Regions from separate parts of the Homo sapiens genome. Here region 1 is linked to region 2. Evidence: chromatin loops called from intact Hi-C (ENCODE). Cell type or tissue: PC-9. All regions are shown on one strand. Each heading gives the region's core, and the rest is flanking DNA. Links, peaks and the distances in the headings are about the cores only. Region 1 overlaps LARS2 (leucyl-tRNA synthetase 2, mitochondrial). Region 2 overlaps LIMD1 (LIM domain containing 1).

Evidence for each region. Hi-C counts contacts between places; a loop is a spot of excess contacts. Peaks named below come from ENCODE experiments on the same cell type or tissue, not always from the same donor. Only the 100,000 strongest peaks of a DNase experiment are listed, where the experiment ranks them.
Region 1: it touches region 2 in a loop (7-fold over the local background); 9 of 110 quality-filtered maps call a loop at or near these places.

Annotation. Positions count from the first base shown.
Region 1 is chr3:45,542,322-45,553,398 of GRCh38, forward strand. It overlaps LARS2 (leucyl-tRNA synthetase 2, mitochondrial), which reads left to right. Exons shown (of 22, transcript NM_015340.4): 22 at 5,030-7,086. The coding sequence ends at 5,209. Among named protein-coding and RNA genes, the nearest start is that of LARS2-AS1, 38 kb to the left of the region's middle. RefSeq lists silencers at 1,660-1,886, 2,679-2,889 and enhancers at 3,276-3,570, 8,902-10,101. In PC-9, for the core only: CTCF peaks have their summits at 4,523 (motif pointing left) and 4,725; no DNase peak of the experiment used is centred there.
Region 2 is chr3:45,651,852-45,662,928 of GRCh38, forward strand. The region is part of intron 2 of LIMD1 (LIM domain containing 1); the gene reads left to right. Among named protein-coding and RNA genes, the nearest start is that of LIMD1-AS1, 31 kb to the right of the region's middle. In PC-9, for the core only: CTCF peaks have their summits at 5,104 (motif pointing left), 5,304 and 8,383 (motif pointing left); DNase peaks (open chromatin) are centred at 5,110, 7,970 and 8,350; H3K27ac peaks cover 2,285 bases.

The DNA.
Region 1 (11,077 bases), core at 530-8,529, 110 kb before region 2:
GGGAAGGGTGACAGTGAGGTGGGTGGCTATGGAGTAATACCTGTAAAACATATTTCAGAAAGGCTCCATAATTTTTACTTGAAAATTAGGTGATTTTAAATACATAAGAGGAGTTTATCGTTTAAACCCTTTCTAAGAGCAAGTAACCCCCTTATAGTTTATCCTATATGTGATTTTTCTACATTTGTTTAATTTGTTAAATGAGACACATTTATGGTGAATATCTCTTAAATATGCTGATGTGTCTGAAGAAAAAAAGAGGACAGGGAGTAGACTTGGAACCACATGTCTCCCCGGAACCACACATGGGGCCAGGTAATTCACATTCAAAATTGTCATTTCACTCTTATCACCCTATAACGTGGGCGTTGCCATTCTCATTTTTTCAGTTGAGGAGACTCAGCCTCAGTGAAGTTGGTCCACCTTGCCCAGGTTTATTCACAAATGCTTAGCAAGTCTGACTCTACATCAGGCATAGTGCTCTGGGGATACAAAATCAAGATAGGACAGACAGGTTCCCTGCCCTCATGGAGCTTAAAGCATAGTGGAAGAGATAGGGAAGAATAAAAAGGAAAGAGTAAGATAAATAAAATGGCTGCAAATTGTGAAAAGTGCCCTGAACAAACCCACCTAGGGGCTGAGGGAGGGCATAACCCCACAGAGGTTGGCCAGCCAGGCCCTGGCCCCTCTGCACCTGTGCAGACCCAAGGCCCAGCAGGAAGCTGGAGGTTTGGAAAGACAATATTTTGCCCAGGAGACCGGGCTCCTTCACAGCCCCTTTGTCTCTGCACCAACTCCCCTGGCACTGTGTTCTCTGCCACCCCACCCCAAGGGAAGAGGATGTGAGGGTGCCCTGGCAGGCTTCTTCCAAAAATCTTCAAAACCAAAACCAACCATCCTTGTGGCATGGAGGAAATTTCTTTTCTTTCTTTATTGTTATTATTATTAAAACCATCCTTGTGGCATGGAGGAAATTTCTTTTTTTATGATTATTATTATTATTTAATAGAGACAAGGCCTCACTCTGTTGCCTGGGCTGGTCTCAAGCTCCTGGGCTCAAGCAGTCCTCTTGCCTCAGCCTCCCAAATTGCTGGGATTACAGACATGAGCCACCACACCCAACCCAGAATTTTTTTTTTTTATTTTTTTATTTTTTTTTTTGGTGAGACAGAGTCTCTCTCACTCTGTTGTCCAGGCTGGAGTGCAGTGGCACAATCTTGGCTCACTACAACCTCCACTTACAGCAATTCTCCTGCCTCAGCCTCCCAAGTAGCTGAGATTACAGGCATGTGCTACCATGCCCAGCTAATTTTTGTATTTTTAGTAGAGATGGAGTTTCACCATGTTGGCCAGGCTGGTTTCAAACTCCTGACCTCAAGTGATCTGCCCACCTCAGCCTCCCAAAGTGCTGGGATTACAGGCAGGAGCCACCGCACCCAGCCCCAGCCCAGAAATTTATTTAATTTGAGTAATGTTTATGAGAAATAAATAGCTCATGCATCCCTGAGAACTTGTCCTCAGCCCGGTTGAGAAATGCTAACTTAAGAAAAAGAGAGGGCTTTAGTCTATGAAAATATCTATCTTAAATTACCACTGCAGAAAAGAAATTGAGTTTTGATCGTTGGTAAAAATAATTTTAGATAATCATTGAAATGCAAACCTAAAATGAAAAGCATGTGTAAGACTCCCTGCAGGTACACCCAGCTTGAGAACCCAGGCTGGGTCAGCACCGTGCCAGCAGCAAGGACTTCTGTGAAGGCCTGGGTTCTCGCTCCATGTGATCTCACTTTGTGTCCTGGCCAGAAACAGGCTGCAAGCGCAGTTCGATGTCATTCAGTTCAATTGTGCCCATGTTCTTTGTGCCTGTGACATGCTGGGCTCTGCCCACACCAGGGATACAGAGACAAGAGCTACCGCCTTGTCACCTTGGAACAAAGGTCTGGGGGCACATGAGCTGTCACACACAGTTTATGTAAGGGCTCGGAAGTCAGGCCATCCTGGGTATAAGTCTCAGTTTTACAACATATTTAACACCTCTAAGCCTCAGTTTCCTGAGTTATAAAATGGAGGCACACACAGTGCCTGCCTTATCCGGCTATTGAGAGAATTAGGTAGGATAATGCCAGGAAGTGCTTAGCCTGCTTCTGGATGCACTAATGACAAAATCCTCTTAATACAGAGTGAGCGCCGACCCAGGGCCACGCTCTGCCCTAGAACTTCCCAGGTGTGAGCTTATTTACTAAGCACAGTGGCCCTGTGAGGCAGGCTTGTTGTTATCCCCATTCACAGACAGGCAGATGTGTGACTAACCCTATCTTACAGGCAAGGAAATGGTGGCAGGATGGAGCTAAATAACTCACTGAAGGTCACACAGCTAGTCCAGAATCTACTCTGAATGGTGACTGCTGCTAGCATCAGCGTTGCCACTTCTGGCAGTTGGAGAATCAGAAAATACGTTATGAGGAAAAGGACAGGCAGCTTTGGCTTTGAAAGAGGAGCAGCCTCTCCCCAGTGGAGAGAAGGGTGTCGCAATACCAGGAACAAACATAGGGGGGCAGGCCCACAGAGACCCGGGCTGAGCCAGGGAGGTACTGGAGCAGAGGGCATAGGGCAGTGCTGGAGACAAAGCTAAAGGTAGGGAGTGTCCCCTCCTCAGAGGCCAGACACCCCTCAGAGGACAGGGGGCTACCAGGGTGTGTGAGCAGGAGAGAGAGGGGCTGTGTCAGGTCATCCCGTCTCTTCCACTGCCTGGGGTGGAGCCTAGGTGGACAAGTGACTTCACTTCATGTGCCTCAGCTTCCCTATCTGTAAAATGGGATGGGATATTCATGCATCGACTCACAGGTTCATACAAGTGAATTGCATAGTTCAATGCTTGGCACAGAGTGAGAGCTCAGCAAATGGAAGCTTGTACTGTTATTAGCCATCGCAAGGCTACCCTCATGATGGGGACAGGTGATGGATTCGAGTGGGAGGAACACCTGTGGCCTGGGCCCTGTCCGGCAGGTGTCAGAAAAGTCCAGGAGAGTCATGCTTAGGCCTTCTCCAAAGATGGAGGTGCAAGAGCCCCACAGCATAGCAGCCTCTTTTTGAAGTGATGTCAATGTGCTTCTTCCTCTTTGGGCCCTTGAAGCTCAGGCTCAGTGTTGAGTCCCAACCTGACTTCTCTGCCCATCTCATTGGCGCTTTATGCCAGAGACAGGGGGAGCATGATTGGCACCTACTCACCCTGAAGGGACTGCCTTGGTAAGGCAACTCAGGGGAGGCCTGGGGAGCCAGAACCGTGTGAGGGTGCCCGAGGCAGCAAGGGAAAGACTCAGAGCACGATGGCCACATTCAGAGATCACATGCCCTGCCCCCAAAGCCCCAGCTGTGGACAAGAATGACTCAGGTCCCTTGGACAGGCTGTCACCAGTGATGACTTAGGACCAGCCTGCCCGGCTCCAGCAAAGCACAGGAAGCTCGAAGGTTTAGAAATGGGTCATTGTTGTGCTGAGGCCATGCGTCAAAGAGGACATCCCACAGCCAGCTCCTATCCTGGCCAGCACTCTTGACAAAGGCAGAGGGAGTGCAGCTTAGTGAGCTGGTCCCTTTACACAGGTTATTCACTCCAGAATCTGGAGAATTCTGTCCTTAAGGAAAAAAAAAAAAAAAACTAAGCTCAAGATCCCACAGCTTGTAAGACCAGGCCTAAGAGTCAAACCTGAATCTCCCCACATGAGAGCACCATGCTCCCCCTCACCCAGCACCCCCTCTGTAGGTGGTGGCCCAGAGGAGATGTTGCCCTGGGCTGCTCTTCCATAGGAGGAAAGACATGATTCACTAATAACTGCATGTCCTGAGAATTCCCTGTTGGGGACCCCAGGACTTCACTAGGGGCATGGCTCTTGGGTGACAGTTGGGAGGTCTCTTCCAGGGTCTCAGTCCAGCCAAGCATGTGGCCTTGCAAGAAGGCAGCTTCTAATGGCTCAGAAACACCAGGGCAGGGGGGCCACAGTCCTTCACACCACACACTTAGTTCCCCAGCTTCAGAACGCTTTAAAACGCTGCAGCATGGAGCCTCACGCTTTCAAAACAGTATTTCATAATATGCCAGGACTTTGTGTTTTATTCGTCCTCTCCCTGTGACCTAGGCTAATGCAGACAATAAAAATGCCACCAAGTTCTGCAAAACTGAAAAAATGAAGTGGGTGATTAGGGGACATTTGATAATGTGCTTTGGTTGAAACTTGAGAAATTATTCCTAGTAACTTTTCCTAAGACTGTGACTATATTTTCCAAGTGAAAAATAAGAGCTAGTGAAAGTAATGTGTGTGTAGATTTCGGAGCAATGGGATTGAGGATTTGGAAGCATGACTTCAGAAACTGAGCCACGTGGTCACCTTCCCTCATTGAATCAATATTCGGTGAATACCCACCTGTGTCTGGAACTGTACTGACCCATGTTAAGCGAGAAAGAGTGATTAATGTGACAAGATGTGGCTCCAATTTCTAAGTCCTCACACTAGAGCGCCCCCTTCTGGAGCCAGTCAGCAGAGAGAGAAGTTTGACTGTGTCCCCCTTGAAACCGTCAACTGTTTGGTCCACTTGAGACCTAGGTAAAATCTGAGGGGACAGCTCACTCTAACCTGGATCTGAACTTAAACTTGAGCCCCGATGACAGAATAATCCCTTTCTGCCTGGAAATGGCCCAAGCCATCTCATGCTGAGGCTTTTTGACATAATCTCTACCACAGCTGTGTATGGGAGCAGTGCTCAGAAAATGCAAGGCGGTCCTCACTCCACGTACGGGCACTCACATGCAGTCTCAGTGTCGGTCTCTTTCTGCAGGTCTAGGCATTAATCCTATTCAGCTGGTTGCATTTTACCCTTATGGGAAGCAGAGTGCTGACTTCCTCCTTTCTCCACCTCTATTCCTTTCCCCTAAACAAATGCAGCCATGCCCTTTACAGGCAGGAGGTTTGGTATTGGGCCGCCTGCCACTCTGAGGATGTTCCTCATTGTTTATCTTGGCTTTTCTCCTTCTCAGATCAACAATAAAGCTTGTGGCAAAATTCCTGTGCCCCAACAAGTTGCCCGGGACCAGGACAAAGTCCACGAATTTGTTCTTCAAAGCGAGCTGGGTGTCAGGCTTTTGCAAGGACGAAGCATCAAGAAGTCCTTCCTTTCCCCGAGAACTGCCCTCATCAACTTCCTGGTGCAAGATTGACAGCCAGGAGGCTGCAGCTACCACGAGGGCCTCTGAGGAACCTCCTTCCAGGCCTGGGATGAGGGGGCGATGTCTGCTGGCCCAGGGGAAGGGAAAAGACAAATGTCTTGACTGTTGACCTCGGTCCTGTGGCAGACTGCAGTCAACAGTGTGCCTCTGTAGTGTGGCCTGGTGCTGGGGTGAAGGTGAGCTGGGCAAAGGAGAAATATGAGCTACTGAGGAGGGGGTTGGACATCCTGCCCCTCACCCCCCACCCACACTGCAGGTAGAGGAGGCCATCTGATCCCATGGGAAGCCATCAGAGACACTGCTGGTGGGAGCAGGAAGGAGCAGTGCCCCTCGAGCAGCCAGGAAGCCTGCGGATCTGGGAAATGGCTCTGCCTTAGGCACTTCTCGGGAATTTGAGGCCAGCCTGAGGAACTGCAGGACTCAGGTGCAATGTGCCAGCCACTTGGAACTGCTAACTGAGCCTCCAGATGGTAGTGAATGGTCTCTTTGCCTTCAGGCTGGATGAGGAAGTCATTTAGGAAATGTTCAAATAACCAATATGTGGAAATGGACACAGGGATCTTCTGAAGTTGCTTTGAATCAAAAGGCAGGCAGTGCTGGTTCCTCTGCCTGTGTCCCCACCACTCCCCAGCTCTGTCATGCAGGCCTGTCCTCCCCAACCCCAGCTGGATGTGCCTCCCAGGCCTGCTGTGGTTCTGACACACAGGATCCCAGGCAAGGCACCACTTCCTCACATGAATGAGGAGCAGCAAGTCATAACCACTCCCTTGGGTATACAATTTGCTGTGTAGTGAAGTGGAACCAGGCTCAGGCTGCTGGTCCCAACCTCAGAGCCCCACCGCAGCCCAGTAGGGATGCAGCACGCCCCAGAGGGCTCATGTGGGCCCCAGATGGCAATGCCACCATTGTTGATGTGACTCCAGAGCCAGTTATTAGGAAGAGCAAGCTCACCACAGAGGAGTGGAACTGAGGCCCCCCAGATGTTGCCTCCGGTGTCCAAGCCACAGCGGTCTGGCTGTTGGGAAGATGGCCAGGAATGGACTCATACCATTGGCACATTAGGCTAATCCTGGTTTTATGTGAAGTCAGCAATTAAGTGTTCCCACTAGAACTGACCTAAGCCACTGATTAATATTTAATGAGGGAAGGTAGGGGAGAATCTAGCCATTTTATAATGCCAGAAATCTATATATGTTATCTGATGCCATTTTTCTGAAGTAGCCTCACATGTGGTCCCCCTGCAGTTCAGCAGTTAACAGATGACTTTTTTAGTGTAATAAAATGTTTATCATCTATGACTTCAGGACATATGTGTGATCCTGGAATACACCATATTCCAATTTCAGAGTTAATTACAAACAGATTGAGGTATTCCATCATCATCGGAAGCATTGGCTGTGTGTCTGACTCCACATGGAATGCTATAAAGTGGGATACATGTGGTTCTTCTTGTTCCAGAACTTACAGTCCATGGTAGACAACACTGATACAGGCAAACTAGCAACAGCAATTAAGTCACTGGTTCTCAGACTTAATACTCTGCCTGGTCCTCATGCCCAGATATTCCAATTTAATTGGTCCATGGTGTGGCTTGAACACCAGGAATCTTTAAAACTCCACAAGTGATTCTAATGGGCAGCAAAGTTTGAGAATCACTGGACACATTGATGCACTTGAGCCATCATTTCTATCTAGTTCTTCCTCTTCCTAATCTTCAGGTTAGCGGGGATAAGTTTGGTCCAGGACCAAGAGTTGGACCAAAAGGGAAGACAGGGGCCAGAAGTCTAGAGTGCTAGAGCCGACTTGAATGTACTCAGTCTCATTGCACATGGCAGTGAATATGGATTAAATATAAGCCCATGAAAATATTTGGTACAAGGAAGGAGTGAGTGATTTTGATTATCTTGTTATTTCCTAGTAAGCTAAGTGGTCTTGAACAAGATGAGGGAAGGGAGCCCTTTATTTGCATGTGATCTGACCAGAGCAATGGGCCAGTAAAGCCTCAAGGCTGCTAGACTGACCAGCTGGCTGACACCAGCATGGCTCTGAAGAAATTGCTCCAAGAGGATAAAGCTTTTGCAAACAAGAGCTCATCAGTACATACTAAGAGACAGTATGGGTAATGGAACAACTGGACAGAAAACTCTGACCCCTGGGAGTGAGGTGGTGGGGAATAATCTCAGCCATTTATTGACTGTCTTGTTGAGGTCAGAAACTGGACTCAGCAGGTTCACAATAATTATCTTATTTAATTCCCACAAAAACTCTAGAGGGAAGGAATTATTCTCTCATAAAAGAAGAAACCCAGGCTCTGAGGTTCAATAATTGTCTCAGTTTTCACAGCTAATAAGTAGGAGAACTGGGATCCAAGCCCACATCTTCTGTCCTCCACGTTTGCCTCCCCGCCATGTCTACCAGTCCCCTCACCTAATTGTCCATGTTACTTGGTGTACACAGTCAGGTGAGATGGCTCCCAAAACCACTGGCATTTTGAGCAGAGTGTGGCTGGGGTTTCCCTCCTGGAAAGCCTGTAAACCTGGGAAATCACAGAGGTGGTGTCCTCTCTGCAGGGGCAGTGGTGGGTGAGAGGCCAAGAGCATGTGGTTAGTTCCAGAGAGCTGGGAAAGGTCATCCAGCAAGTGGAAGACGTAGACTCGTGGGCGGGTATCAGGGTTATTTCTATTGGGGCAATAAGAGAACAGAGTTTGTGCCCAGGGAAAGTGGTGCTCCATGGCAAATGCTACCACAATAGGAGCCAGCTGTCTGCCTAAGAAAATTGATCTCTAAGACCCTAAAACAATTAGTAAGCTGGGAAACAGCACAGGCATATTTCATCCCAGCCTAAATGCACACCTTCAGGGGATTGGCTAAGAAAAGCAGGGTACATCCAGTCAATGGAAGGCGAGGCAGCCAGCAACAGATGGTTTTTCAAAAACATGTAGCTTGGAAATTTTCTCATGAATGAAGGAAGATACATGCACAATGCAATCCTGACCATTTTTTTTCAACGCTTACAAAGAAAATTGAGAGCAGGAAATTTGCTTGCATATCATAGGCTGAGACTCCTACAAGTCATTTTTTTCCTTCTGTCTACTTTTTTGCATTTTCTCATTTTTATTGGCCATGAAGTATTTCAGTAATACTTCATGAGGCAAAACATCAAAATGTACAATTTTGTGAAGCTCTAAATGAGCTAAAAACCTGTTTCCCTTGATTTTTCTTTTCTTCTCCCAGGCAGGATATCTAGCTGCCTGTGAGGATGTATCCTAGCTAGGAAAACATGCTCCTTTCCTTGTATGAAGTGGAATCCAAAGAAACAAAAAGCAGCCCCCATGAAGTTCCTGCTCACGGAGTTGCTCAGTCTGGGCAGGTGTGGGGAGCTCCCTTTCTTGTATCTCAGTCTTAGGCTCTTGCAACCTTGCAACAGAAGAACGGAAGGCAACGTTCCCCTAATGGAACTCTCCTGCTCACTTGCTGTCAGATTCAAGGTTGTGGATAAGACCGAAAAAGGAGGCATTATCACCTCCTTTTGCAGATAACGAAACTTGAGACCATGACAGTAAGTGATGATGTATCTTGACCCCCAATCTGTGCTCATTCCACTTAGAGCACCCCCTCCCCGTACTACCATCAGGCAAAGTGTAGTGCAGGAGGTAAACTTTCTTTCTTTCTTTTTTTTTTTTTTTTTCTTTGAGACAGCGTCTCACTTCATCACCCAGGCTGGAGTGCAGCGGTGCAGTCTAAGCTCACTGCAACCTCTGCCTCTGGGGTTCAAGTGATTCTCGTGCCTTAGCCACCTGAGTAGTTGGGATTACAGGCATGGACCACCACACCCAGCTAATTTAGGAGGTAAACTTTCTTAACTGGCGGGCCCAGCTGGACTGTATAAGTCAAGGAAAGGCAGAGGGGTAGATAAAAAGGAGAGTTTTCCCTCGTCTTTCTTCCTGTGAGAAGAGCAAGCAGAAAACAGCTGTTTCGTGGGCTGGGTCCCTGCCTGACACTCAGAGCGTGGGTGGCTAAAGGCTCTCATCCAAGCTGATGAGCTTGGAGAAAGGAATCTAGGGTGACCAACAACGAGCAAGTAGGGAAATCCCCCGAGGGCGGGTGGGTGGTTGGTGATGGTGCTGGTAGGGAGGGGAGAGCCTGGAGCAGCCAGGGAAAGGCCAGTCCTGTAGGCAGAGGCCTCAGATCCAAGGGTGGGCCCAATGACCTCACTCCAGGCCTCCAGTGCCCTCCCTCAGCCTGTCCACATGAGGGGCTGGAGGCAGCTGTGCAGAGATAATGAGGCCCTGGAGGGGAGGTGGTGACCAGGACTGCTGGAACCCAATGCCCCATGACTCATCTCCCTGTGCCTTAAGCCCTGAACTTGAATTTCAGTTCTTATTCAGCCTCTGGAAGAGCACACCTAAGACAGACACCCTGTATACAGGGGCCATGGGCTGCAATCTCCCGACATTACAACAATAATATCTATCATTTCTGAGGACTAATTATGGGCCAGGCCCTGTTCTAAGTGCTTTGCCACATAAGGAGCCTTGCCCAAGACCACACACAAGAAGGTGGCAGAGCCGTGATCCCACTCTGCTCCACCTCGCTGGTTCCCAAAGACCTTTATGCAAACCAGCCCTTGAACCTCCTGAATTTTCCCAGATGGTCCTTATTTATAGCTTTCTCTCCAGTTGTTCCCCAAATGCCCTAGAGCCTGCCAAAACCACACTTCCTCATGTGTATCTGTGAACGTTGGCTCGCTGTGGGCACACACCTGGTTGAATGCATCCCTGAAGTTCTGAGGCACCCAATTCAGCATGTGGGGTCGGCTCTCTCTCAGCCTGGGACTGACGGCTCCCAGGGAGCCATCACCCCTGGCAGACAGAGCCTCCTTTGGACACCATCCCTGGGACCTAGAAGCCAGGAAGCCATCCTTGCTCAACTCCACCTACTGTGAGGAAAATCCCATGGCAGAGGGGAGAGGGGAGACCTGTTCTAGACCTCCCCGATGATAAGCACTCCTTGGCATCTCAGCAGCCCCATCTGTGTCTTCCGCAGATCATCTTTTCCACAAACAATAGAAGAGCCCCATCTGGGATTAATTGAGGAGGGTTCAGCCCTGGTCCCATCCAAGGGAGGCCTCACCTACCACATCTGCTGCTGCATACTCATGGCTGCCTTCAGAACTCAGAGGAGAACTAGATCTTAGGGGAGGGGTTCCCCTTCCTCAGGCACTGTCGCGGGGGTGTAGAAAGGAATAATGTGTCCTTTACACTGTGAGATCCATAGAGGAAGCAGGCACCCAAAGATTGATGCCATTCATTGGGTCTGGTTTGTCAATCATCAAGGCCAGACTGGGCCAGAGGGGCTTTGTCAGGTGGACTCAGAGAGAGACTCACTTGTCAGTGCACAAGAGGGCAGCCACTGCACAGACATAGGCTGAGAGCTGCGAAGAGGGAACCTAAAGCAAGTGTCGCCAGATATCCCCATTATTAGTTATCAGCTAACTCTTAGTTTTCAGTTAACATCATAGTTTCCAGGAAATATTTTAGTTTTCTATTAATATTTTAATTAACTACTAGCATCAGAGTCATCAGCAAATATCTAAGTCATCAGTAAACATCTTAGGTGTCAGTTTCCTCTGAGTGAATGTAGTAGACCTCTTAGTCATCATTTACTTCATTATTACCAGTTATGCACTAATAATTAGTGGTCTGCTAATATCTCGTCTACCAATCATCTTCAGCAATAAACATGCTTTAATTATCAGCTGATAATTAATGTAGCCATAACAAATAAACCCCCAAATGTCAGTGGTCTGACCCAGCAAACTTTATTTCTCTTTCCCATGAGTCTAATCCTCTAGAGAAG
Region 2 (11,077 bases), core at 1,553-9,552:
AAACTCCTGACCTCAGGTGATCCACCTGCCTCGGCCTCCCAAAGTGCTAGGATTATAGGCGTGAGCCACCGCACCCGGCCTGTTATTTATTTTGAGACAGAGTCTTGCTCTGCTGCCCAGGCTGGAGTGCAATGGTGTGATCTCGGCTCACTGCAACCTCCGCCTCCCAGGTTCCAGCGATTCTCACGGGTCAGCCTCCTAAGTAGCTGGGATTACAGGCATGAGCCACCATGCCTGGCTAATTTTTGTATTTTTAGTAGAGGTGGAGTTTTACTATGTTGGCCAGGCTGATCTCAAACTCCTGTCCTCAAGTGATACGCCTTCCTTGGCCTCCCTAAGTGCTGGCATTACAGGTGAGAGCCACCATGCCCGGCCAGCCAATGTATTGTTTATCTCAGACATTTTGGTTTTCATCTCTAGCAGCTCAGTTTGAGCCTTTTAAATATTTTCCATGTTGCTACTTAACATTTCCAACATATTGAATATAGAAACAATAGCTTTTAATGTCCTTCTCTGCTAATTCTAATATCTGTGTCTGATCGGGGTTGATTTCCATAGATTGATTATTCTCTTCCCTGTGGGTTGTGCTTTCCTGCCTCTTTGCATGCCTGGGAATATTTGATTGGCTGCCAGACATTGTAAACTTTACCTTTTTGAGTCTTGGATATTTTGTATTCTTTCAATCTTCTGAGCATTGTTCTGGGATGCTGTTAAATTATTTAGGAACAGTGATTCTTTCTAGTCTTGCTTTTATGATTTATTAGATGAATTCAAAGCAGAGCTCAGTCTAGGGCTCTATTATTCCTCATTCTCAGGGCTGGTGGGAATAGGCACTGTTTCCAGCTTTTGTGGGTGCCAGGCACTGTTCTTGCGAATCCTGCAGATGTTTGTCCTCTGACTTTGGTTAGTTTCCTCACAGGCAAGAGCTGATCCATGCTCTGCTGAACACTTAACGGAGACCCTCTGCACATCTCTGGGTTGTCTCTGTGTGCAGTATTCTCATCTCTGATCCAGACGATAATAGCCTGGAATAGGGGAAATGGAAAACTAACTATAAGACAAAGACTTTGGAGTGGCACGTGAGAAGAGAATTGGAGCGTGAGGCAGCAGTGCTCAGAACATGGTCCTTGGCCAGCACCAGCAAAGGCCGAGAAAGAGATGAGAACGTTTAGAGACCTTCCTAAGAGTTTGACAGAGTGGCTTTGTGTCAGTTGAATTGGATAATAACTACAGTTGGGGCTTGGATTTTATGTTTCATTTTTCTATATTATTGTATTTTACAAGATAATAAGTCTGACAGATGGAAATTAAAAACAAAAGCCTCCCATACCTAGCCCTTTGCCACAGATAAACTGAGAAGGAAGGAGTGATGTAGGGGATTTGGATGAGGAGGGAGAGAGGGTGGTGGTTATGATTCTTAGCTCTGGTGGGTGTCATTTGAGGAAACGGAAGGTCAGGTAGGGATGCTGGCAACAGTCACACCAGATGCCTGGTATGAGGTGCACTGGGCTGCGTTCCCTACTGTGATCCCACTTTTATCCTTACCAGGGAACCTGAAGGGTTTGGGTGACAGCCAGGGTCTCATTTCAGGGAAGGGGCAAAGGCAAGGTTGGACCCCAAGCCTGAGTGCTTTTCCACTTTGCCCCTTTCTGCTGTGCTCCTTGGCTTACTGAGGCTTGGCAAGCCTGCAAAATCGAGGCTGGATCTCTCCTTCACTTGAGCCAAACCAAATTGATTTGTTTTTAGCAATATCTTTTAAGAGTTAACCTATTCTGGGGCTGGGTGTTGTGGCCTATGCCTCTAATCCTAGCACTTTGGGAGGCTGAGGTAGCCAGATCACCTGAGGTCAGGAATTCAAGACCAACCTGGCCAACATGGTGAAACCCCATCTCTACTAAAAATACAAAAATTACCTGGGAGTGATGGTGCATGCCTGTAGTCCCAGCTACTCAGGAGGCTGAGCCAGGAGGATGGCTTGAATCCAGAAGGCGGAGGTTGCTGTGAGCCAAGATTGCACCACTGCACTCCAGCCTGAGTGACGGAGCAAGACTGTCTCAAAAAAAAAAAAAAAAAAAGAAAAAGAAAAAAAAAAAAGAACCTATTCTAGAAAAGCTATTTGAAGAAGTAGATTGGTTAGAATTTTGTGCGATGATGCAGATATTCTAAAGCTTCCCTAGTCACAAGTGGCCATCAAGTACTCAAGATATACTTGTTCAAGCCCTGGCGCTAAATTTTTGATGTTATCTTAATTGATTTAAACTTACATAAATAACCACATGTGGCTAGTAGCCACCATGGACAGTACAGGTAGAAGTCACTAACTGGGACAGTACAATCAAAACAATCCAAGTGACTACTGATTTTTACTTTCTTTTCTCGGAAACTCTTCTCATTGTTGGGAAACCCTTGCATTTTTACTTCTCAGGGAGATATTTTGGAACTGAAATTTGTGGTGGAGTCTTACCGCCAAGGACCAGTTATGTTTCCAGAATAGGTTATAGCTTATTTCTATTTTATAGGGAAGGAAGAGTGGTGAGTATTATTGCACGTTTTAGTTTTGTCAGATTAAATGGCTGACCTCTCTTTGTGATGTCCTTAACTCTTGTTTCCTTTGTTAAACTACACCGGCTTTATCAGATGCATTTTTCTCTTTTAAACTGAGGATGGCTTGAAGGCAAATATAAAATACTCATTCACGGCCTGCAGGTGGCTCACACCTGTAATCCCAGCACTGTGGGAGGCTGAGGCAGGTGAATAGCTTGAACCCCGGAGTTTGAGACCAGCCTGGGCAACATGGTGAAACCCCGTCTCTACTAAAAATACACACAAAAAATTAGCCAGTCATGGTGGCATCCACGTGTGTTCCCAGCTACTCAAGGCTGAGGTGGGAGGATTGCTCTAGCCCAGGAGGAGATTGCACCACTGCACTCCAGCCTGGGTGACAGAGTAAGACCCTGTCTCAAAAAAAAAAAAAAAAAAAAAAGAAAAAAGAAAAAATTCATTCACTACATCTACAGGAAGTGTCTTTTTGGAGTGGATTCTCTGTGAGTCTGCACATTTATCAGTCAATTTTTTTTTTTTTTTTTAAGACATAGTCTCACTCTGTCACCCAGGCTGGAGTACAATGGTGCAATCTCAGCTCACTGCAACCTCTGCCACCCGGGTTCAAGTGATTCTCCTGCCTCAGCCTCCTGAGTAGCTGGGATTACAGGCTCACGCCACCAGGCCTGGCTAATTTTTGTATTTTTAGTAGAGATGGGGTTTCACCCTGTTGGCCAAGCTGGTGTCGAACTCCTGACCTCAAGTGATCTGCCTACCTCAGCCTCCCAAAGTGCTGGGATTATAGGCATGAGACACCACACTCGGCCTATCAGTCAATATTTTATAAACGGCTGATGTAAATAAAGAAAATAAAGAGCATTTTGACTACTGTCTTCTAAACTGTAAAAATGGTCTATTGAGTATATATTTAGTGTGACGATCATCAGCTATTTCCTAGTGGAGGGAATTCCTTTACTGGAAGCAGGACGATTCTGAAACTAGAATTATAAAGATGTAACACTGACACTCCCACCCCCAGTTTATGTTTGATGCTGATTATTCAGGGATGGTTTAGGTCTTAGCATTTTTGACCAAGATGAACAGCATCAAATGGAAGTGCCAGTTCAGAGACAAGCCTGAGGCATAGTCTGACTTGGTGGTTCTCAAAGTGTGGTCCCTGGACTAGCACCATCAGCATCACTAGGGAACTTAACTAGAAATGCAGAGTCTCGGGCCCCTTCCCACACTTACTAAGTCAGCAGTCTGTGTTTCAACAAACTCACCTGGTGGTTCTGAAGCATGCTAAGGTTTGAGAACCACCTAAGTTTTTGGTGTTTATCCCTCGGCTATTCCATTTTGTCCTCTGTCCTTATTAGCTCTGCCAAAGCCGCAGCAGCTCCCTAGTGTTACGTCTCTACGTATGAGCCGCCATAACAAGTCAGTGAGGACAGTGAAATTTGCCTCTTCAAGGGAGCAGAAGGAAGTTTAATTGGGAATGCCAGGAAATCCATCTACTTCCCTGGAAGGACTGAACGTTTATACCGCCCCCTCACAAATCCTTATGTTGAATCTCTAATCCCAACATGATGGTATTTGGAGGTGGAGTCTTTGGGAGGTGATTAAGTTATGAGAGTGGATACTTCCTGAATGGGATTAGTGTCCTTATAAGAAGAGCTCAGAGATGTAGTTAGTTCCCTTTCCACCATGTGAGAAAACAGCAGGAAGACAGCCATCTGTAAATCAGGAACTGGATCCTCACCAAGAACCTGACCCTACTAGCACCCTGATGTTGGACTTCCAACCTCCAGAGCTGTGAGAAATAAATGTCTATTGTTTAAGCTACTCACTTTATGGTATTTTGTTCTAACAGCCTAAAATGACTAAGACATTCCCCTTAGTCTGAGAGATATTCCTTTTGGAACAGAAAACAAGAGAGACAGTATAGTGTGGTGGAAAGAGTGTTGACTTTGCACAAGAGAGACCTGGGTTCGAATCTCAACTTTTCTATTTAACTTTTAGCTACATAGGTGAATTTAACCTCTTTAGCTTTTGTTTCTCCATCAGAAAAAAAAAAAAAAGCATCAGTAACTCAACCGTAATATAGTAAGTGAGTTTCCTTTTTCTTTTTCTTTCTTTTTTTTTTTGAGACGGAGTCTCACTCTGTCGCCAGGCTGGAGTGCAGTGGTGCAATCTCGGCTCACTGCAACCTCGGCCTCCCGGGTTCAAGCGATTCTCCTGCCTCAGCTTCCTGAGTAGCTGGGATTACAGGCACGCACCACCACACCCAGCTGGTTTTTGTATTTTTAGTAGGGACGGGGTTTCACCATGTTGGCCAGGATGGTCTTGGTCTCCTGACCTCATGATCCGCCCACCTTGGCCTCCCAAAGTGCTGAGATTACAGGCGTGAGCCACCACGCCCAGCCGACAAGTGAGTTTCAACTGCCCAAACGTCAGGGCACATTATTGCAAGATTAATGAAATGACTCAAGCAGGCCTCCAGGGCTGGCTGGCTTGGGGTAAATTGTGCTGCTTCAACCTGTCCTTGTCCTGGCTGTGGTTTGGCACCACCTAGTGGCGGTTGGGTGCTCTAGCTTAAATGTCAATAAGGAGGATTCTGGATCCTGCTCTTGATTGGAACTTTCAGGACAGTGGCAGTGATTCCAGGAATTTTCAGGTTAGTTGGCGTCTGTTTCATTGGCCAAATCTGGGGTGATTCAGCCTGGAGAATACCTTTTCTGCCTCCCTGCTTCTCAGCACCAGGTTGCTTGCTGTTTCCTACCTGGCCTCAGCCTCCTCTCAGCAACCCCCTTTCTCCAAAGATACAAACTTTAGCCTGTCTCCAAGTGGAAGGTTACCTATCAAGTTACATCTAAATGCCTGTCATCACAAGGAGTTTTTACGGAGCTGTTCATGACACTTAAGTGAGACATGAGGCAAGTAAAAGGCCCAGTACCTAGAAAGTGTTTGAATGAAAATTCCCTTTTCCGGCCAGATATGGTAACTCACACCTGTAATCTCAACGCTTTGGGAGGCCAAGGCGGGAGGATTGCTGAGACCAGGAGTTCGAGGCTGCAGTGAGCTATGATTGTACCACTGCACTCCAGCCTGGGCAACAGAGCAAGACGCTGTCTCAAAAAAAAAAAAAAAAAAAAGGAAAAAGAAAGAAAGGCCTGTCCCATTTCCTGGCAGAAGAGAGAAACTGGATTCTGCATATAGGTGTGCATCCAACAAGCATTAAATACTGCTGCATGGCCTCATGGTGCAGTGGAACAAGCACAGTCTTCACAGTCAGACAAATCTGGGTTCCCATCCTGCCCACTTACTACCTGGGTAAGCCTCAATTTCCTTACTTATGAAATGAAAACGATAATGTGTAATTCATAAGTATCATATTTTTACTCCAGAAAGTTAGGAGTAATCCTTGGGTGTGATTTCAAGTGATTCCCAAAAATAATCAATTCCTGTATCCTTGTACTGCTCCATGACATTGACATGTGATGTGTTTTATTTCTGCCCGACTCTTTACTGAACCCTTTCTACGCTCACTGAAACCTGGAGTAGGTGATGGCTTTGAGTAGGAAATGACTTTGTGAGTTTCTTCCGTAAAAGGCATGTGACAGTACAGGGTCAGAAGGTGGAGTGATGCAGTAACCTGTGTGGCAAAGTTTTCAAGCATTTAAAAATATATGTGAAAGCCCTAAACATAGTACTTAGACCACAGAAGACAATCAGTAGATGTTAGGCTTTTCTCCCACTCAGAATACAAACAAATATATTTTGATACACTATCCAGTTTCTAACCTCAGGTGGTCTTTCAAAACCGAAGTGAAAAATGAAGTGTGAGTTCTTCAGAGCAAACTAAGCCCCACCCTCTTAGGTCAGTGGGGGAGTCTCAGTTTTTTAAAATTTGGAATAAAGGAAAATCAGACGTAGTCCCCCAACCCCCTGTACTGGCCTCCTGTGTCCGGACATGGGAATTCTCAGCTGTGGGAACTGGCAGCAAGAGGACTTATCTAGCCAGCTGGGCAATTTTTTAAATGATCAGAGCAATACCTGCTCATTGGTAAATCTTTGGGAAAGTGTAGGAAAGTATATAGAAGCAACCAACTAGGAAATAAACCATCCCCTCCACCATGCAGATTCTTTTTTTTTTTTTTTTTTTTTTTTTTTTTTTTGAGACTGAGTTTTGCTCATGTTGCTCATTGCAGGCTGGAGTGCAATGGTGTGATCTCAGCTCACCACAATCTCCACTCCTTGGGTTCAAGTGATTCTCCTGCCTCAGCCTCCTGAGTAGCTGGGACTACAGGCATGCACCACCATGCCTGGCTAATTTTGTATTTTTAGTAGAGAGGGGGCTTTTCCATGTTGGTCAGACTGGTCTTGAACTCCCGACTTCAGGCGATCTGCCCGCCTTGGCCTCTCAAAGTGCTAGGATTACAGGCATGAGCCACCGTGCCTGGCCTCACCATGCAGATTCTAAATATGTCCACTCAGAGGCGTTGCCACTCATGGGCAGATTTCCTTTCCAGTCTTTTTTTCTTTGAATTTCTTTATATAGTTGAGATGCACAATTTTTAAATCTTGCTTTTTACTTTTCACATTATAACATAAGGGTTTTCTTTTAAGATTAAAAGTATTTTTTCATATTATACATATTTCTAGAAAAATTTAATATAGAAATATGTGAAGTAAAGTGAAATTTCTCTCTAATACCATCTGTCACTGTACCTAATACTAGAAAGAAAATTTAAAATATTAAAGTATATAAAGTAGAAAGTGATGTTTCACTGTTATACTTCTACCAGTGTTACCCACTGTTTGTTTTTTTCCCTTTTGCATATCAGTGGTATCTGCAAATTACTGAAATGGAATTGTACTATAAATACACTTGTCAAGTTTGCTTTTTTCACTTGTTAATATATTTTCAGTCTGGGTGCAGTAGTTCACACCTGTAATCCTGAGATGGGCTGATCACTTGAGCCCAGGAGTTGTTGACTAGCCTTAGACAACATGGCGAAACACTGTCTCTACAAAAAAATACAAAAATTAGGCAGTTGTGGTGGTGCACACCTGTAGCCCTATCTACTCAGGAGGCCGAGGTGGGAGGATTCCTTGAGCCTGGGAGGCTGAGGCTGCAGATTGCACCACTGCACTCCAGCCTGGGTGACAGAGTCAGGCTCCATCTCAAAAAAACCCCAAACATATATATATGCTATCCCCAAACATATATATATGCTATATATAAGCATTTTCCAATATGACTAAAACACTATTTAAATGACATTTTAAATAGCTATGTAACATTTCATCATTTATATGTACTCTGGTTTATATAACCATTCCTCTAAGGCTGCCAGTTTGGATCTAAGTAAATATTTATTCACTTTTTAAAATTCTTTCCCAAAGCTAAGTCTCAGATAACCTCACTGAGTCAGAGATAAACATTTTAAAGTTTCCCTTCCAGGGAGAGTTTATCATCTTACACTCTCAGCAGTAGCTTATGAAAATATACAGTGACAACAATCACAAACACTTAAAAAATCTTTGTTGATCTCCTGGATGAAAAAGCTTTCGTTTAATTTGTTTCTTAACACTAGAGGGTTCAGTGCTTCTGCATGTTCAATGATCTTCCTCTGTGATTTTTGGAATAGAGGTGATCTTCGCCCTATTACACAAAACGTTGATTTCCAGCTCAGATTCCTTAGAACTTGCTAACCCCATTCCTGGAACCAAAGTGCTGTTTGCTGTGTTCTCCATACATTGGATCAGAAGCCTAAGCTCTGGAAGTCCTGCGCCGTTTCCTGGTGGCCTCCTAGCTCCCTCTAGGGGCCCCATCCGCAACTGCAGCCCCACCTTCTTTCCTCTCTTGAGGAATGAGTTTACCCTGCGGGAATTCCGAGAAGGAAGAGGCGAAAGTGGGGAGCTCCACAAGTAAAGATTTGGACTTTGTGATCAGACAGTGTGTGAATAGTTTTGCTTACTGGTTGAGCAAGCTTCTCTTAGGTGGGCTGTCTTTTTTTTTTTTTTTTTTTTTTTTTCCCGAGACGGAGTCTCTCTCTGTCATAAAGGCTAGAGTGCAATGGCGCGATCTTAGCTTCCTGCAGCCTCCGCCTCCCAGGTTCAAGCGATTCTCCTACCGCGGCCTCCCAAGTAGCTAGGATTATAGGCGCGTGCCACCATGCCAAGCTAATTTTTGTATTTTTAGTGGAGATGAGGTTTCGCCATGTTGGCCAGGCTGGTCTCGAACTCGTGATCTCAAGTGGTCCAACAGCCTCAGCCTCCCAGAGTGCTGGGATCACAGGCGTGAGCCACCGCGCCCGGCCAGGTGGGCTGTTTGTGTTCCTCGTCACCTTGTTCCTGGGGAGGGACAGAGGGCAGCAGATCAGCTGTCACCCAGGTAGGTGTCCGACGTGGGAAAAGTATGGGAAAGATACTCTAGTTAGTTCTCATTTTCTTTTCTAAAACTTCGAGTTCTCTGGAGTCCCTTTATAGAGAGAAAGTTTAAGTAACTGAAATTAATTTCCATGGCTGTCAAGGGGGTTCTGATGATGATCCCTGAGATCACCCAGCTGTAGGTAGACATTCTTGGTACCTTAGTTTAGCAGAGTCAGAAAATACTGCGAACGTTCAAGGATGGGGACCTTCTAGAAGAGAGGGCAACAGTAACTTTGAGGGGAGGACAAGAGAGCAGCTTTGGAGACCTAAAGAGTTGTGGCCTTCTATGTAAGTCCTATTATCCCTTCCATGCACCCCCACCCACATTCCCCTACTCCATTAAACTTTGTTTCAGGTTATAAAAATAATGCATAATTATTGCAGGAAAAAATGGTAATTGAAAATCACCTATTTCTTACACTCAAAGATAATGACTTAAAATTTGGTGTACATCTTATGTGTATGAGTGTACACATAATTTTGTCATCATATATGTGAGTGTGTTCATAACTGTAACCCACATACTTATATACTTCCTTTAAAATATTTTAAGTATTTTTCCCTGTCAATAAATATTTTTTTGAAAACACAATCTTTTTATGGCTGCATAATATTCCAACATGTATATGGGTTATCATTTAATAGGAATTGGACATTTGATGCTCATTTTTAGCAAGCTATTATAAATCTGAGATGACGATTTCTGGAACTAGGATAAATTCCTGAAATAGAATTTTTGGGGAGAAAATATCTGAACTTTGTAAATTCTACTGACATTTAATACAAATTTCTCTCCTAAGAGCTTGTTTTAGCTTCTGCTATCCCTTGCAGAGTGTGAACAAGTATCTGTTTGTCTGTGTCATTACTAACACTGGGGTTATCATTCTTTTTAAGCTTTGCTAGTCTGATAGGTAAAGCATAGGGTTTTTTGTTGTTGTTTGTTTTTGGAGAGACAGAGTCTCACTCTATTGCCCAGGCTGGCGTGCACAGACGTGATCTCAGCTCACTGCAGTCTCAACCTCTAGGCACAAGTGATCCTCCTAGCTCAGCCTCCTAAGTAGCTGGGACTACAGGCGTGCCCCACTACACCTAGCTAACTTTTTTATTATTTGTAGAGATGGGATCTTGCTGTGTTGCCTAGGCTGGTCTTGAGCTCCTGGGTTCAAGTGATCCTCCCACCTTGGCCTCCCAAAGTGTTGGAATTACAGGTGTGAGCCACTGTGCCTGGCAGCAATATTTTTTAAATCATGAGGAAAGCTAAAGATTTTATTTTATAGTTATTGATCATTCATACTTATTTTGTGGTTTGTCTGCCTATTCTTTACCCATTTTTTATATAGGACTGTTACTTGAGTTATTTTCATATTAGAGTTACATCCTTTTCTGTCATACAGTATAGATGTTTGCTCTAGTTTGTTATTGCCTTTTCGTTTACGGTGTTTCACCTAAGTGTGTGTGTGTGTGTGTGTGTGTGCGCGTGTAAAACCTACTGGAAGGTACTATGGGAAATAATCCTTATTTACCTGTCACCCAGAATGCACAGACATTTTTACATTATAGTTTTGGTTTGATATTTTTTATAAAGGAAATTAAATATATAAAAATTGTGTGTGTATTTTAAAACCTACTGGAAAGTACTATAGGAAATAATCCTTATTTACCTATCACCCAGAATGCACAGACATTTTTACATTGTAGCTTTGATTCTGTATTTTTATAAAGGAAATAAAATATTATATAAAAATTGGAATCATCTTGATTCCTTTTCCCATCCTCTCCCTTCCTTCCCTAGGGCAGCTGCCATTATGAATTGAAATTTTCCTACTGTTACCATATATACTATTGTCAATAAAAAACATACAGTACTAGTTTACAGTACTAGTTTGTGGCCGGGCATGGTGGCTCACACCTGTAATCCCAGCACTTTGGGAGGCCGAGGTGGGTGGATCACCTGAGGTCAGGAGTTCGAGACCAGCCTGGCCACCATCTCTACTAAAAATACAAAAATTAGCCGGGTATGGTGGTGAGTGCCTGTAATCCCAGTTGCTTGGGAGGCTGAGGCAGGAGAATCACTTGAACCTGGGAGGCAGAGGCTGCAGTG